2 separate regions of the Homo sapiens genome follow, and region 2 is linked to region 1. Evidence: chromatin loops called from intact Hi-C (ENCODE). Cell type or tissue: Caco-2. All regions are shown on one strand. Region 1 overlaps BRDT (bromodomain testis associated). Region 2 overlaps GLMN (glomulin, FKBP associated protein).

Evidence for each region. A loop is a pair of places that touch in the nucleus more often than their neighbours do. Peaks named below come from ENCODE experiments on the same cell type or tissue, not always from the same donor. Only the 100,000 strongest peaks of a DNase experiment are listed, where the experiment ranks them.
Region 2: a loop joins it to region 1, with 13 times the contacts of the local background. A loop is called at or near these places in 53 of 110 quality-filtered maps.

Annotation. Positions count from the first base shown.
Region 1 is chr1:91,995,832-92,000,831 of GRCh38, forward strand. All of the region lies in intron 15 of BRDT (bromodomain testis associated), which reads left to right. Among named protein-coding and RNA genes, the nearest start is that of EPHX4, 32 kb to the right of the region's middle. In Caco-2, a CTCF peak has its summit at 2,005 (motif pointing right); no DNase peak of the experiment used is centred here.
Region 2 is chr1:92,288,923-92,293,922 of GRCh38, forward strand. It overlaps GLMN (glomulin, FKBP associated protein), which reads right to left. Exons shown (of 19, transcript NM_053274.3): 4 at 2,496-2,615; 5 at 1,276-1,384; 6 at 1-229. Among named protein-coding and RNA genes, the nearest start is that of GLMN, 7.6 kb to the right of the region's middle. In Caco-2, a CTCF peak has its summit at 2,642 (motif pointing left); no DNase peak of the experiment used is centred here.

The DNA.
Region 1 (5,000 bases):
TTCACCATGTTGGTCAGGCTGGTCTCGAACTCTTGACCTCAGATGATCCGCTTGCCTCAGCCTCCCTATTCTGTGTTTGAATATTCCATTTTGTCTTTAATTAAAGTTATATCTCTTCATTGTGGGGAAGGGAATGGAGATCAATGGAGAAAATATCTAAGGCCACACTGGAGGGCATTCCAGGAAGAAGAATAAACAAATATCCAAAGTATGAAATATTTATGTCTACTCTTTTTTTGAAATACATTTTCAAGATACTTGGAGGATAACAGAAGATATGATAGCTATAGGTCATGAGTTACCTAGAATACCAGTGCCATTAATTTGTATACAACAAATTATATACAAATTTGTATACTTTGTGTACAACAAGGAGCTTTGTATAGGAAGCATAATCAGATTTTATTCAATTTTATTTTATTTATTTATTTTTTTGACACAGAGTCTCGCCCTGTTGCCCAGGCTGGAGTGTAGTAGCACAACCTCTGCTCACCGCAACCTCTGCCTCCCGGGTTCAAGCAATTCTCATGCCTCAGCCACCCAAGTAGTTGGGATTACAGGCATGCACCACCATATGCGGCTAATTTTTGTACTTTTTGTAGAGACGATTTCACCATGTTGGCCAGGCTGGTCTTGAACTCCTGGACTCAAGTGATCCACCCACCTTGGCCTCCCAAAGTTCTGGGATTACAGGCGTGAGCCACCACACCCAGCCCCAGGTTTTATAATAGGGAAAAAATTGCTGCTTACCATGTAGAGGATGGATTAAGATGATGCTCTGATGTAGTTAGGATTAAGTAAGGACACTGAATGCTGTAGTCTAGGAAATAAATTATTAGGACCAAAACTAACACAGCAACTGTAGAAAGCATGTGGATATATAAGGTATTTTTGTGGCAGAATTGATATACTTCGTTAGGATGAATGAGCTACTGGGAGATTATCTAATAGTTGGATTGAAAACAGGGGACAGAACTCATTTGGCACATGTTTGAGATGTTACAGAATATCTAAGTGGAAATATAAAGCTAGAAATAGGTTTCTAGAACTAACAGGGTGTAACAGGAATTAGAAATTAGGAATTAACAGTATGTAGAAGCTACTTGAAGCCATAAGAATAAATGAAAACACCCAGGAAAATCTGCAGAGCAGGAAGAGAAAAGCTTAAAGACAAAATTCTAAGAAACAAAACCTCCTCAGTAAAAGTAGAAAAAAATAGTTAAAAGAAGAGGTAATCAATGGTAGAGAAAAAGAAAAAATAGTGTAATAAAAGCCCAGGAAGATAGATTTTTTTTTTAGAAGGAAATCAAAAGTATCACATACTGCAGAGCATTTAAGTAGGATGAGGAATGGAGAGAGAGCATTACATTGGGAATGTGAGAATTTTTACTTTTGCGGAAGCTTTTTTAGTACCTGTTGTGATGGGGCAGAAACCAGATTGTTGTAAATTGAGAAGTAATGGAATTTGAGTGTAGTGAATGTAAAGCATTCTTTGAAGAACTTTGTTGGTAAAGAGGATGGAAAGATATTTGTGGCTTTAACAGGAAAATAGATTTTTTGGAGGAGTGGGCAAGATTATTTTGAGTTTTTTAATTGGAGGGATTTGAACATTTGAAGGCTCATTATAAAGAGCTAAAGTAGGAAAAAGTTACTCTTTTAACTAGAGTATGTTTTATAAGAATGCTAGGGTAGCCTTGCCCTTGAAAAGGAATAGATTATGAAAAACAAAGGTGAGAATGTAGTCAAGGTGTTCTCTTATTCCTAATTTAAGAAAACACCCTATCTATGAAAAGTCAGGCTTTTAATACCTACACCTTCAGTAAGGATCAGTTTATTATATTACTTGAAATTCTGTTTATATGATGCCTATTAGTAAGCTAATATATAAAGGAAAGTTTGGATGATGCCAGAGTAGCTGTTCTTTTGCAGTTAGCAAGATTCTCAGAAACAACATGGTTTACATTTGCCAACTGTAGGTGGCACTATGCCCAAGGGAAATTGCAAATGTATGTGAGCCATAAAATTTATAGAGACATTTTCTTTTTCTGGAGTTAAATCTCAATAGAAATAAATTTTTTGTTAAACCTTACAATTAAATGATAAAAGCAATATGTTGAAGTTTTCTTATTGGAAAAATAGTTTGACAAAATGTTAGAGTACATAAAAGATTAAAAAATGAATTTTTAAGTGTTACTGGTTTTCATCACACCTGCCCACATATGATCTCCACATGAAATGGACAATGTTGAATTTTTTTTCCTTATAAGTTGAAGCTTTTAGCCATACCCTTATCCTTATAGTTTACCCTTTCCCCTTCTCATAAAAACTTCACTAAATTGCCGCCATGAAAAGGGATGAGTTCATGTCCTTTGCAGGGACATGGATGAAGCTGGAAACCATCATCCTCAGCAAACTAATACAAGAACAGAAAACCAAACACTGCATGTTCTCACTCATAAGTGGGAGTTGAACACTGAGAGCACATGGACACAGGGAGGGGAACATCACACACTGGGGCCTGTTGGGGGATGGGGGGCTAGCAGAGGGGTAGCATTAGGAAAAATACCTAATGTAGATGACAGGTTGATGGGTACAGCAAACCACTATGGCACGTGTAACAAACCTGCACATTCTGCGCATGTATCCCAGAACTTAAAGTATAATAAAAAAATTTTTTTAAACTTCACCAAATTATATTGAGTTTTTAAAATATTTAGGCTGTTATATAAACATGAATTCATAATTGCAAATGAAAAAGTAAATCCAGGAGTTTGCTATCTCATAGGAGAAATAAACAACTGGTATATAAAGTAAAAATAATGTGCCCTGAAAGAACCTAAAGTGAAGTTTAAGGAGGTGAAGAAGGCAGAATCACCTGATGTGTTTGGCAGATACATATTTTACAGAATGAGTATCATTTGAGCTGGATAGTGCAGAAAAAAAATAAGGCTTACCTATGTTTATTTAGTATGGAAAGGCATTTGGATGGAGGAAGCAACATGAATGTGAAGGTATTTAGGCAACTCATAATTCCATGTGATTAAAGATTTGGTTGGATTAAACAGGAATGTGGAAAATTACAAAGGTAGACCAGGTTTAGATCATTTAACCCTTTAGATACTTTGGACTTAATTATAATAGCATAGTCAGTGGGGAGGCAATGAAGGTTTTTTTGAGTGAAGGTGTGCCTCTGAGTGATTAATTTGCCAATATTATTTAGGTGAGTTGAAGGAAAGGAGAATATAGAGACCAGAGAAGGGAAGGAGACCAGCTGGGCTGTTGCAGTAGTAGGGAAAAAATGACATAAAGTGATAGAAGGAAAGAGAAGGGGAAAGTTAAAAGAAATTGCAAGAGTAGAATGGGCAGGTCTGCAAAATATGAAAACATGCTGGGTTAATAACCCAGGGATATAAGCTTCGGTGGCTCACAGGATACTGGCTGGATACTGTCCAGGTTGACAGACCCGGGACACAAGATGAAGAATAGGCTTCTGAGGAAAGATGAGTTTTGTAGTCTTTTGAGGTATCACAGGGTCATTCATGTAAAAATATTTTTCAGAGAGTTGGACCCTTGACATACTTCCTAGGCTTTTATGACACCTCTCTTAACAATCCCATCTGTCTGTTCCTTACAGATATCTCTTTATTTGCCTCCCTTTAGATGTTGATAATTCTCTGAATTGCATCCTTAAGCCTCTCTGTTTTTTTCATCTACCCCAGAATTTCCCAACCATGTTTCAAAGCACAGTCTTACTGAATGAATGTCCCCTCAGCTCTTATAGCAATGAGCTGGGAGCAGCCTTTCCATTTATGCAGGTGGCCATACATTGATCATTTTCTATATATCATGACATGGAAAAGGTTGGAAGCAGTGCTCTATACTTGGGTGATCTTTGGCATCCATGACTTCTAGTCTCATTTTTACAATTCAAATGTATCCAGGCCCCAGGCATGTTTATACAACTCTACTAAATGTCTTTACTTAAACATCACATAGGCATTCCAAACACAGCCATGTAAAAACTGAATTCCCCCTTTTAGTCCTCAGATTGTATTTATTTTTTTGAGACAGTCTGCCTGTGTTGCTCAGGCTGGAGTACAGTGGCGCAAATATGGCTCACTGCAGCCTCAACCGCCTGGGCTCAAGTCATCCTCCTACCTCAGCCTCTCAAGTAGCTGGGACCACAAATGTGTGCCACCATGCCCAGCTAAGTTGTTATTTGTTTGTTTTGTTTGGTAGAGATGGGATCTCACCATGGCTGGTCTCAAACTTCTGGGCTTAAGGAATCCTCCCGCCTTGGCCTCCCAAAGTGCTGGGATTGCAGGCCTGAGCCAGTGCACCCAGTCTGGTCCCCAGATTTTAATCCTTCCTCTTTAATTGTCAATAATGGCACTATCACCACTTACCAACTTAGAGTCAGCAAATTAAGGGTCACTTTAGAATTTCACTTACCATACATACTTTTTCTCCTTCCTAAATAATCACTGACAGGAAGCAGAGAAGGGAAGGCAGTCCTATACTTACAGCTTTTCTCACTATTTTTTCCCTTTCCTTGTTGAAGTGAGGAAACATGGCTACATTGAGGCTGTGTACAGACGTACAAATTAAAAATGTGAGCTTTTGTTCTGCATTCTTTGACAGTGTTTTGTCTTGCCCTCCTATGCTCACTGCTATTCCTTGATGTTCCTTGCTCTCTTCTTCTAACCTCAACCTCAGTATGATTTAGCCAGAGAATCAGTCAAGGGATTGATGGATGGTAGAAGCTTAAATGTAAGTCCCTATAATATGTAAGTGGCCAGGATTTTGTTAGTTTGGGTTAGTTAACAAAGACAGCAGCTCAGTTTTGATTTGTCCCTCTTGTTCTTCAGCCACGAATTAGAACCTGTAGACTATGACTAGAGAGAATTGAATCAAGTGATCAATTAAGTTTCACGCATCAGGATGTTCCATGTTGCAGATGACAGAAAACTCAGCCCAAACTGATTTAATAAAGGAATTTT
Region 2 (5,000 bases), 290 kb after region 1:
AATTCATCCTTTAACTTTTCATTTTCCAGTGAGTTTTCTTTGTTATCAATGACTTCTTCCACAAAAGGCTTAGTGAACTCTATTAAGGCCTTGCAACACTGACAAAGGCCATAGTCATCCATTTGTATTTGTTCTTTTGAGTATGGAACAGGAAGAAGAGATAGCTGATTCCAAAGGGTAGACAATGCTAATCCAATTGAATATGCCTTGTTATGAAGTTTCTGAATCACTAAAACAGAGATCAAGTTGTCGCTCATCAAGTATGCTAAACATGGGACAAGAAATTCGGCAAATGTGGAATTATAAGACACTTCCTCCTCCCACATTTTAACAACTCTTGAATCAAGATGACACATCACAGTCTAATTGGCAGTGTTTTTTTCTTCTTAGTTGTGCATAAAATAATACAGCATCTTGCCATGAAATGCTGTTTAGGTTATGTTTATAACAGACTATGTGTAACAGGCTATGTACTTAAGACAGAAACATGTTCTTTCCATGTTTTTGGGTTGTTATAAGCACAAAATATAAGTGTATTGTAAACTATAAAGCACTACACAAATAGGAGGTGGTATTATTAGATTTTTTTTCCCTAGAAGACTGAATATTACAGGTAGTATGAAGCTGGCAGGCATTCATATTTAAAACAAATTTAATTTCTGATTCTAGGTCCCTCTATCAGATTGTGAGATAAACGAATTTCCTAAAATGAAAAATAACCTCTTCCTATGGATACTGTCTGCCTTGGTTGCTAAGACCCATTACCTACCAATACTGTTACTGCACTCAGCCATGGAGCCTTATCATCCCATATCTCCTCGTTTCATTCTTCAGTAGTAGCTTTGCTATGCCCAATCCAACCTCCCAAAGCAGAGGCTGAGCAATGCCTTGCCTGATACTCTTCCAGACTACCATAATGCTATCAGATTTAGTACTGCAGACACCACAGAGGTAACCCTTGAAACATGTTTAGAGAGAAAATTCTAGATTTAAGCAGCAGATAGGAAGGTTAGGCAAAAAGGTATAGTTTTCAATATAGCACATGAAAAATAGTATGACATTCAACAGAATATTTACTGGGTACCCACTCTGGCCAGATACTATAATCTTTCTATGAGCAGCAGTATTCACATTGGCATTGCTATTATTGGTTTAAGCAGAGTACTCACTAATTAGCTGTAAACTTTACTTTGGTGTAGTATTGACATTTTGAGGTAACCATCAAGGCATTTAGAGATACAACAAGAAGTACTCTGATATCAAAATTCTCATTACCTGTTTGTAATGGCTGAAGCAAAAGAAGAATACTTTGGGATATCTGTTTTCCAGAGGGCTCTTCAATCAGTTCAAGCAAACCCAACAATAATTCCTTTGGATTGCATAACTATAAAAATATTCACAATTGAACCTGTTTAATACAAGTTGTATTTAAAGCCACATTATTACTATTTTTAAGAAGGCATGTATCGACAAAATATTATACAATTATGTTTTTGCTTAACATTAAAATTATTTATACAATTGTTGAAAAAATATGCATGAGCAAAACACAGAATCTGTGATGGTCAAGTAACTATAAAACTAAAAAGCAAGAAGTCAATGGATCTTTAGGCTCAGGTTTCCTTTGAGCTTCACCTGTCCACTCTGAAATTGCCTTAACAGATTCTCAGGGGCTCCAGCAGGTGGGACCTTTCAATCCCATGCTGCAAGCCTATTTAGACTAGTCTGGAATCTCTTTTGTATTTTTTGAACAGGTAAAACTTTGCATTGCTTTCTGACTGGCCATATCTTATCATCTCACTTGACTGGTTTTTTAAAAGCTCCCAGCTCCCATAGTCAATAACTCATACAGATGGAGCTCTCCTTCCAATATATATTTGGGTATATTTGCACTGATCACTAAACAGTTTCTTATAATATACTTTTTCTCAGAATTTATCTTTCTTGGCCATCAAATATTGACTGTAAACTCTACTAGCCTTTTACCCAGGGTCGCTTTCTAAGGTTGTTAGTCACAACTGATCTGTATTCTACCCTATTCCTACTTCAATTTTAATCACTTGTATTCTAGGCCTTCCATTTTCTTTTAGGGAACATACCACAAAGGAAAGAGGACTGAGATTTTAATCTAGTTCCAATGTTGCCAAAAGATAAATGTGACCTTGAACTACCTCTCTAAAGCTTGTATTCCACATCTATACGATAAGGCTACTTGTTAAGATATAGCTTCCCAGGTCTCTCCCTGGAGATGCTGAATCAATGGGTCCGATATGAGGTTAATATGAGGTTAGACAATTCTTTTATCCAGAAAATTTGGGAAATCCTGAAATGGAATTGCCTATCCAATCAATAAGACTGGGTCTTTTCTCCAACGAGTTCCTTTCTGCATGTACTTTCATGAACCAAAAGCTTTCTTACCAAACAATAAACATTAAAGGGAATTATAAAATACTGCTGTGTGTTATGATAAAGAGAACCTTGTTTTGTTAACTTACCTTTACCAATAAATCAAAGATCAAAAAATAAACTTTTCTTTTACTATCCTCTTTATCTTTACACAAAAGGCATCGAACAACAGGACCAACGAGATTCCAGCCCATATTCTTGATGATGACCTGTAAAAACATTTTCAGAGTAAAGCAAACACTGCCATCTATAGGACTCTCGCAGTGTGCTTTCCTATCTTGGAAGAGCTCAGAATTGTTTCTGAAATAGGAAGATGAGACAAGTGAAGCCTATGACATTTCACCAGAGACTTTCCAGGGTTGGCTACTAACAGACATCAACATTTTTAAATAGTTTTTAATATGTTCCCTGAGGAAAGGCAAAAGGGTCTTTACTTTTTATCAGGCAAGTTGGTGTTTCCCAAGATTTAAATAGTGCCTCTATTTCCAACAAAAGAGTTAATTTGCTTAATACAGGTACTTAACTTCCACAGACAATTTTGCTCCCCTTATTCATAAAGAAATCCAGCCAATGCTCATGTACCTTTTAAAGTTCTTGGAGTCTCTAAATATAATCCTTGTAATTTATAAAAAAAAGAAGGGATACAACTTCATTAATTTTCTCTCCTACATACAAGTGGCTTCTATGTTCAAAGATATTTCAGAATGCTTACCATACAAGTAAAAGTTTATCTTTATAATGACTAATTCACATTCATTATCAAAACCACTAATTCTCAAAGGATCAACAATGTATTCCACTTCTCTGGCCTGCTTTGTATTTTAACTCATCAGTATTTACCAAGCCTACACTATAATATTCTAGAGGTTAGAAATAAAGTGAGGAACACACTGGATAAGATCACTACCCTCCTAGAGTCCTTCTTTAAAAGCACGGTGGTTGGCTGGGTGCAGTGGCTCATGTCTCTAATCCCAGCACCTTAGGAGGCTGAGGCAGGAGGATCACTTGAGCCCAGGAGTTTGAGACCAGCCTGGGCAACCTAGTGAGACCCTGTCTCTGTTTTTTAAAGTTAAATACATTCTTATTTATTTATTTATTTTGAAACTGAGTCTCGCTCTGTCGCCCAGGCTGGAGTGCAGTGGCGCTGTCCCAGCTCACTGCAAGCTCTGCTTCCTGGGTTCATGTCATTCTCCTGTCTCAGCCCCCCAAGTAGCTGGGGCTACAGGCACCCGCCACCATGCCTGGCTAATTTTTTGCCTTTTTTTTTTTTTTTTTTAGTAGAGATGGGGTTTCACCATGTTAGCCAGGATGGTCTCGATCTCCTGACCTCGTGATCCGCCCACCTCAGCCTCCCAAAGTGCTGGGATTACAGGCGTGAGCCACCGCACCCCGTCTTTTCTTTTCTTTTTTTTTTTTTTTTTAAGCATGGTGGCTCATGCCTGTAATCCCAACACTTTGGGAGGCTGAGGTGGGTGGATCACTTGAGCTCAGGAGTTCAAGACCAGCCTGGGCAACACGGCCAAACCCTGTGTATAAAATACAAAAATTAGCTGGGTCTGGTGGCACACGCTTGTAGCCCCAGCTACTTGGGAGGATGAGTGGGAGGATGGCTTGAGCCTGGGAGGCGAGGTAGCAGTGAGTTGTGATCACACCACTGCAAACCAGCCTGGGTGACAGAGACAGACCCTATCTCAAAAAAATATATAAATAATGAAAAAGCAGATCTAACCCATCTGACAAGAGATTAATAACCAGAATAGAAAAGAAGCTCAAACAACACTAAAGGAAAAAATCTAATAATCCGATTAAAAAATTGGCAAAAGATTTGAATAGACATTTCCCAAAAGGCATACAAATGGCAAACAAGCATATGAAAAGGTACGCATCATTATCATCAGAGAAATGCAAATCAAAACTACAATGGGATATCATCTCACCCCAGTTAAAATGGCTTATATACAAAAGACAGTCAATAACAAATGCTGGCAAGGATGTGGAGAAAAGGAAACCCTCATATATTGTCGCGACATGTATTGTCGCGATCTCAGCTCACTGCAAGCTCCACCTCCTGGGTTCACGTCATTCTCCTGTCTCAGCCTCCCAAGTAGCTGGGGCTACAGGTGCCCGCCACCACTCCCGGCTAATTTTTTGTATTTTTTTTTTTAGATATTGTTGGTAGGAATGTAAATTACTACAACCATTAATGAGAACAGTTTGGCAGTTCCTCAAAAAATACAAAAATAGAGCTACCATATGATCCAGCAATCCCACTGCTGGGTATATACCCAAAAGAAAGGATATCACTATATTGAAGAGATATTTGCACTCCCATGTTCATTGCAGCACTATTTACAATATCTCAGATATGGAAGCAACCTAAGTGTCCATCAACAGATGAATGGATAAAGAAAATGTGGTACACATACACAATGGAGTACTATTTGGCCACAAAAATGAATGACATCCTGTCATTTGCAATAACATGGATGGGACTGTAGACCATTATGTTAAGTGAAAGAAGTCAGGCACAGAAAAACATTGAACGTTCTCACTTTTTTGTGGGATCTGAAAACCAAAACAACTGAACTCACGGA